2 separate regions of the Homo sapiens genome follow, and region 1 is linked to region 2. A link is an interaction called in ENCODE POLR2A ChIA-PET data of the cell type or tissue named here. Cell type or tissue: OCI-LY7. All regions are shown on one strand. Region 1 overlaps MEI1 (meiotic double-stranded break formation protein 1). Region 2 overlaps SNU13 (small nuclear ribonucleoprotein 13).

Region 1 (4,000 bases), 94 kb after region 2:
TGAGTTGGAGGGGTGGTGGTCTCTTCTACTTGTAGGTGCCTAGTTTCTGTAAATCCATACTCTTTCCTAAGTCTAATGGAAGTCTACCAACTGAGAGATGTGTGCCTCTCTTCCCCCCAGGGGATGACACTATGAAATGCAGATCTTAGTCACCATCCCCTCTCACCTCCCTGTCATCTCTCAAGCAGATTCTGCTGACACAGGTTTAATGTTAAAGGAAGCCCATGGGGCATGTAGATGGACATTTCTGATGGCAGAGGGACTCCTCCTCTTTTTTGCCATGACTTACATGATAATATTATATGTACATTACTTGCTCAGGCATACCTAGAATTGTCAGATGCCCCAGTACTTTTTTTTCTGGAGACACAGTCTCACACTGTTGCCCAGGGTGCAGTGCCGTGGCATGATCTGGGCTCACTGCAACCTCCACCTCCCGGGTTCACGCAATTCTCCTGCCTCAGCCTCCCGAGTAGCTGGGACTACAGGTGCACGCCACCACACCCAACTAATTTTTTACTTTTTTTTTTAAGAGATGGGGTTTCACCAGGTTGCCCAGGCTGTCAATACTTTTTGGTGAAGTACGTTACTGAAATTCCCATCAGGAATTAGATGGGCTAATTAGATTAGATAAGGTAAACTGCCTAGTGGCTGGCTTTAACTCCACTTTTTTTCCTTCCACTCAAGAAGGCAAATTGAACAACAAATTAGATACCAAGGAGAGTAGCAGGGGACAGAACTAAGATACTAGGTTTTCTTCACCAGATGAAATATTCGGGGTCAGTTCTTCACACATAGTAGGTACTTATAAATTATGACCCATTGAATTATGGGTCTAGACCAATCTAAGTCTGTCCAGGGATAGTAGTGACAATACAGTCATGCATTGCTTAATGATGGGGATACATTTTTAGAAACACAGTGTTAGGTGATTTTGTCATACCAACATCATGGAGTATACTTACAGACATCTAGATGGTCTAGCCTACTACACACCTAGGTATATGGGATGACCTGTTACTCCTAGGCTACAAACCTGTACAGCATGTTACTGTACTGAATATTGTAGACAAATGTAACACAGTGACATTTGTATATCTAAACATAGAAAAGATACAGCATGACTATATCTTATTTATTTTTATTTTTTTTCTTTTTTCTTGCTCTGTTGCCCAGGCTAGAGTGCAGTGGCAGGATCATGGCTCACTGCAGCGTCAATCTTCTGGGCTCAAGTGATCCTCCTGCCTTAGCCTCCCAAGTAACTAGAATTGGCTGGGCGTGGCAGCTCATGCCTATAATCCCAGTACTTTGGGAGGCCGAGCCAGGTGAATCACCTGAGGTCAGGAGTTCAAGACCAAGTAGCTGGAACTACAAGCATGTGCTACTGTGTCTGGCTAATTTTTATATTTTTTGTAGAGACAGTGTTTTATCATGTTGCCCAAGCTGGTCTCAAATTCCTGGGCTCCAGCGATCCTCCCACCATGGCCTCCCAAAGTGTTGGGATTATAGGCATAAACGACTGTACCTGCCATTTTTTCTTTTTAAATACATGAAACATAGGCTTAGAGAGATTTGCCCATGGTCACAAGAGTTGGAAATCAAAATATTAAAACCCAGATTTGACTCCCTATCTATCAGTTGTTCTGTCTGAGGCTCTCTTTTTACTCAGTCTGTTTATTCTTCCTGGGTTATCTCATTCACACCCATGGCTTTGTTTGCCTCCTGGCTGTATGGTGATGACTCAAATCCCTGCACCACCCCTGACCTCTCTCCTGAGCTCATACCCATGAAGTCAACCATCTATTTGACATTTCTGCCTAAAATGGAGCTCATTATCTCCTCTCCCAAATTCCCTTTCTCAGCCTGGGTCTTCCTAGAATGGAGAGGTCCCTCACTAACTGAAGGCTGTGCTAGGCCACTAACTTCACAGGATGTAAATATTAAAAGAAGCAAACCAAACAGAAATTGAATCTCAGGAGACCAAATACTTAGAGTCTACATCCCAGGGAAGCTGGAGTGGATGCCCCACCATTTATCCTGGTGACCCAGTCCTTGTCCTTGAATGTGCACCATCCTTATCACCTCTCCTTTCTGGAGGTGGTGGAGGTCAGGGCAGAGAGGAGTCTTGTGTTTCACTTGGCATAGAGCTTAACAGAAAGGAGCTGCCTTCAAGATGAGTTGTTGCATAGAGGACTAGGAAGATAGAGGCTAATCTGAACTTCAGTTTTCTCCCACAGAAAATGGAGAAAACATGAGGGTAGATGAGATAGTATGTAGGAACACTCTTGGTTTGCTTCACATAGTGGGCTGTCATTCACTAATCATTGACTGCCTCTGAACCAGATAAAGTTCATCTCAGAGAAGCTAATTGAATTGCCCAAGGTCATATAGTTAATAAGGGTCATGGCTATGACTAGAGCCCAAAGTGAGTAAGTTTTTCACTAACTTAGATCCTAGAGACATCAATGGTAAAAAAAAAAAAAAAAAAAAAGAACAGCAAGGAGGCCGGGCGCGGTGGCTCACGCCTGTAATCCCAGCGCTTTGGGAGGCTGAGGCGGGTGGGTCACAAGGTCAGGAGTTCGAGACCAGCCTGGTCAACATGGTGAAACCCTGTCTCTACTAAAAATACAAAAAATTAGCCGGGCATGGTGGCACGTGCCTGTAGTCCCAGCCACTCAGGAGGCTGAGACAGAAGAATCGCTTGAACCCAGGAGGCGGAGGTTGCAGTGAGCCAAGATCGAGCCACTGCACTCCAGCCTGGGCGACAGAGCTAGACTTCGTCTCAAAAACACAAAACAAAACAAAAGAACAGCAAGGAACAACTTTATTGTCTGTTCATATATATAATTCTTACCATTTCTCCCCAGCTTCTAGCCAGAGGAAGGAAAAAGAGTCTAAAAATTTTGTGTTGATACCAATTTCTGTTTTTTATATGGGTAATTAACAGCTGAAAACAAAGCTGTTAATTGCCACTCTTATCAATGGGTGGTCTTTCATGTAGGTTTTTTAGATGTGAAGGGACAATGACATCACAGAAACTCTGTTTGTTTCCTCTTTGGCCAAGTTACGCTGGTCTGTCAAGACCCAGAGAGTTCTGGACAGCAGAGACTACAGATTGGGTCATAGTTTTGCCCAGAGCCTTCCCACTGATCCATATGGTGGGGTCCTCACGTTCCTCTTCCTCCAGCATTCACCATAGCCACACAAAGCTGAGTAGCCCCTTCCTTTTATACCTTTAACATTCATTAACTCAGACTTCTGAGGGACCACCTCTGTGGCAGTGGGGCAGTGATGTGTTGGTGAAGGCACAAGACCAGGAAACTGGTTTGACTCTGGGATCTATGACCTTGGGCAAATCATGCCCCTCCCTTCCCGTCGGGCTTCAGCCTCATACTCTGTAAAGTAAAGGTATTGGAAAAAATTATCTAGATTCTCTCTAGCCCTCCCATTCTGTGACCTTTTTCTTTTCAGAGATGTTTTCTGAGTCTCTACAAGGTGACAAAGATGAAGTAGACCTCATCCCTTCCCTTCATTAACTCACAGTGCAGTTTAATTTACAACTTTATTACTTTCTTGATATGCAAACTGATTAACCTGCCCCAGTTTTCTCATTTGAAAAATTGGGGTGACACCTATATGGAAGAGTTATTGTAGAGGTATAAATAATGTATAAACAAATATACAGCTACTGTATAAACACAACATAGTACCTGACATTATTAGGCCCTGAGTGGTTGTTATTGATATATAGTTGTTTTTCCAGCAACTGCGGAGGTTTCTGAGAGCCAAACTTAGACATCCCTGTGACCCCATCCCTCTCCTTCTGCCCAGTGATCAGCACACCTGGGTTTGTCTGGCCAGATGCATTGTAGCCATATCTCTCTGTGTGTCAGTAGCTGTCCTCCCTGGAGAGGGAGTCTGTGTGACCTTGGATTCATAACCCTCAGTCCTAACTGGCCCAGCGCATTAGCCTGTCCAAAGGAATTGGCTTCTTTGAGCT
Region 2 (4,000 bases):
TAGATTGTTTGAACTCAGAGTTTGAGACCAGCCTGGGCAACATGGCAAAACCCCATCTCTACTAAAAATATAAAAAATTAGCCAGGTGTGGTGGCGTACACCTGTAGTTCCAGCTACCTGGGACGCTGAGGTGGGAGGATCACCTAAGCCCAGGAGGTCGTGGCTGCAGTGAGCCATGATCAATGCCAATGCACTCCAGCCTGGGCTGCAGAGTAAGACCCTATCTCAAAAAAAAGTAAAATAAATAATAATAATAATACCTGACACATGGCAAATGCAAAGCATGTTCATTTCTATTGATATTACTATAGCTTACTCACCCTACAAAAGTCATAGGAGTGACTCTTTTATAAGTGTTAAGTAAGATCATAGCAATCTTGCTGTTCAAAATCCTTCTACTCATTTACCATTGTACTCACTGCTAACAGTGGCCTACATGGTCTCATGTGATCTCCTAGTACCTCTCATCCCCACACTTAGTTCCAGCCACACACCAGCCTCCTTAGAATCCCTCAAGCATGCCTTTACACCATGCCCAAAAACGTTTCTTTCCAACACCCTCATCTATTCAGTTCTCTGCTCAAACTCCTCAGACAGACCTTCTCTGAATACTCCATCTAAAAAGACCCACCACTGCCATTCCTATCCCCCTTCTCTACTTTATTCTGTTTTACAGCATTCTTTTTTTTTTTTTTGAGACGGAGTCTCACTCTGTCGCCCAGGCTAGAGTGCAGTGGTGAGATCTCGGCTCACTGCAAGCTCCGCCTCCCGGGTTCACACCATTTTCCTGCCTCAGCCTCCTGAGCAGCTGGGACTATAGGCGCCCGCCACCACGCCCGGCTAATTTTTTGTATTTTTGGTAGAGATGAGGTTTCACCGTGTTAGCCAGGATGGTCTCGATCTCCTGACCTCATGATCTGCCCACCTCGGCCTCCCAAAGTGCTGGGATTACAGGTGTGAGCCACCGCGCCCGGCCTCTTACAGCATTCTTTACCACCAGGCATAAAACCTATGTCTTTCTCCACTGGAATGTATACTCCAAGAAGGCAGAGACTTCATTTTGTTCACCAGTGCATCATCAGCATATATACATGCGCCTGGCACATAGCAGGCAATCAATAAATATGGCAAGAAAGAATACCTGACACTGAGGCAGAAGTACGGAAAATTGTTGCATCTCCCTCCCTGAACTCCCAGTAAGCATATTCTGAATTAAGTCGCTGAGACTGAGCATCTCCATTCAAGGACCTGTGTGCTTATCACCGTGCAAAGTATGGCAAGAGGAAATAAGGTTGCTCTGTGTCCATGAGTCCTCATCTACCTGAAGTGTAAGAAGTCACATCCCTGCCCAGCCAAGCTGACCTGAGTGCATCAAGTGAGAAGAGAGACCTCCCAGGAGAGCTGGTGGGTCACCCTACAATGCCCCACTGGCCACTGCTATACCAGGCACTGCAGTTACTGCAGTGTGACGAGCAGGGAGGAAAGAGCACTACGACGAGACCCACAGAGTCTACTTTATCTTCCTTCAGCAACACAGGTAAAAGCGATTGTAATAGTTCTCCTAAATCTCAAACACAGTTGACAAAATCTCTGATGTTTCCATTAAAAATCTTCAACGACAAAAGAGCTCTACCACATCAAACTACCCAGCATCTATTAAAATGAGAGTATTCTGGCTGGGCATGGTAGCTCACGCCTGCTGTTATCCTAACACTTTGGGAGGCCAAGGCAGGCAGATTGCCTGAGCTCAGGAGTTTAAGACCAGCCTGGGCGACAGAGCGAGATTCTGTCTCCAAAAAAATAAAATAAAATAAAAATAAGGCTGGGCAGCCGGGCACAGTGGCTCACGCCTGTAATCCCAGAATTTTGGGAGGCCAAGGCAGGCGGATCACTTCAGGTCAGGAGTTCGAGACCAGCCTGGCCAACATGGTGAAACCTCGTCTCTACTTGAAAAAAAATAAAAATAAAAATAAGGCTGGGCACAGTGTCTCACGCCTGTAATCCCAGCAGCACTTTGGGAGGCCAAGGCAGGTAGATCACCTGAGATCAGGAGTTCGAGACCAGACTGACCAACATAGTGAAACCCCATCTTTACTAAAAATACAAAATTAGCTGGACGTGGTGGTGCATGCCTGTAATCCCAGCTACTTGGGAGGTTGAGGCAGGAGAATCATTTGAACCCGGGAAGCGGAGGTTGCAGTAAGCTGAGATCCTGCCATGGCACTCCAGCTTGGGCAACAAGAGCAAAACTCTCCAAATAAAAAAATAAATAAATAAATAAAATAAAATTAAAAAAATAATAATGAATAAAGTGAGAGTATCCTATATCACCTCTGGGCAGAAGCATCATGCATACATAATTATTCTACTGAAAAACAGCTTTTTTTTTTTCCTTTTTTACAAAGGGAGGTAGTGCTCGCTTCAGCAGTACATATACTAAAATTGGAACAATACAGAGAAGATTAGCATGACCCCTGCACAAGGATGACATGCAAATTCGTGAAACGTTCCATGTTTTTGAATAATTGCATCCAAAAAAAAAAGGGAGAGGGGTAGGGAATGTTTCTGGGAACCAAATGAAATTCATGAATGTTAAGTATCCACCGTATAAGGGATGCTAAAAAGCATTAATATCCCTTTCCTTCTGATGGCTCTGGTGAGGTCATACAGCCACTATACAGTCTCCACAACTGCTTTCAAATGGCTCAGCAAAAATAAAATTCACTTATAGAGTGAAAAAGAAGGTAAATGTGGCAAAATGTTAACAATTGGTGGGTCTAAAAAAAATTCTTAGCCCATCAGCTTTAGCATCTAATGCCAAAGTCCTCCCACTGGTTGTAGTCGAGAGCAGCTAGCCCTCCTCCCAAACTGGAAATCAGATCAGAGGCCCCAGATGGAAACAGGTGCCTTTAACATTCCCCCAGAGCATCCTGTGGCTGCCTTACCCTCATTGGCTCCTTTCCGAAGCTGCTTATAGTTACATGACTGCTGAACGAGGTCCAGTAGCTTCTTGGTGAGGTGGGCATCGGCAAGGGGATAGGCCTTTGGATTCACATCAGCCTCAGTCTATGGGGGGGACATAAAAATATCAGACAAATTGAGCCAGAAGTTTTCCTACCTGAGTCACAAAATACTAATCAACAATTGAGACACAGGGGGCAGCTGCCCTGCTCCCTAACCCTCAAACACACAAAACACCAGGTAGTTAACAATGGACTTTCCACTCCTACCTTCGAAAAAAAGGAAATACACTATTAGGAATTACACAGTTCAGTAAAGTATACTAAAGCTCATGTACTTTTGTCTTTCTTCAGCCGAATGTTTGATAATATTACAGCAAATGGATTACAAACGGGTTCCCATGGCTCCGCATCCATTTGAGTCCATGGCTAATCCATTTCTGTTTTTATTTTTTAGATGGAGTCTTGCTCTGTTGCCCACGCTGGAGTGCAGTGGTGCGATTTCAGCTTACTGCAATCTCTGCCTCCCGAGTTCAAATGATTCTTGTGCCTCAGCCTCCCAAGTAGCTGGGACTATAAGCGTGCACCACCATGCCAGGCTAATTTTGTATTTTTTGTGGAGACAGGGTTTCACCGTGTTGGCCAGGCTGGTCTCAAACTCCTGGCTCACGCCTGTAATCACAGCACTTTGGGCGGCCGAGGCGGGTGGATCACCTGAGGTCAGGAGTCCATGGGTAATCTTTAAATTTGAACTTCCGTATTCCACCTGAATTTACTGAATCAATAAGATATAATTTACAGTAAATGTAGCACAAAGTTTTCTTTCCATTCCCCACTCCATATGCGTATCTTCTGTTCAAACCCATGGTTTCCAACACATTAAAGTATTTCCTCACCTCCTCTACAATACACACAAAATGGTTCCAAAATTGCTACACCAATATACCACCTCTACCAACAAACTCACCAAAGTCAAAATTTATTTTTGTTCTTAGGATATATCCTATCAAAGCCATCCAGTGGCAGGACTTTGTTCAAAA

What was found. ChIA-PET counts read pairs that join two places held together with the same protein. Peaks named below come from ENCODE experiments on the same cell type or tissue, not always from the same donor. Only the 100,000 strongest peaks of a DNase experiment are listed, where the experiment ranks them.
Region 1: POLR2A ChIA-PET joins it to region 2 with 5 read pairs; 12 of 35 experiments call an interaction of 5 or more read pairs at or near these places.

The regions. Positions count from the first base shown.
Region 1 is chr22:41,771,091-41,775,090 of GRCh38, forward strand. All of the region lies in intron 20 of MEI1 (meiotic double-stranded break formation protein 1), which reads left to right. Among named protein-coding and RNA genes, the nearest start is that of CCDC134, 28 kb to the right of the region's middle. In OCI-LY7, no CTCF peak of the experiment used is centred here; no DNase peak of the experiment used is centred here.
Region 2 is chr22:41,677,299-41,681,298 of GRCh38, forward strand. It overlaps SNU13 (small nuclear ribonucleoprotein 13), which reads right to left. Exons shown (of 3, transcript NM_001003796.2): 2 at 2,946-3,066. It also overlaps the pseudogene RNU6-476P. Among named protein-coding and RNA genes, the nearest start is that of SNU13, 9.6 kb to the right of the region's middle. In OCI-LY7, no CTCF peak of the experiment used is centred here; no DNase peak of the experiment used is centred here; H3K4me3 peaks cover 148 bases.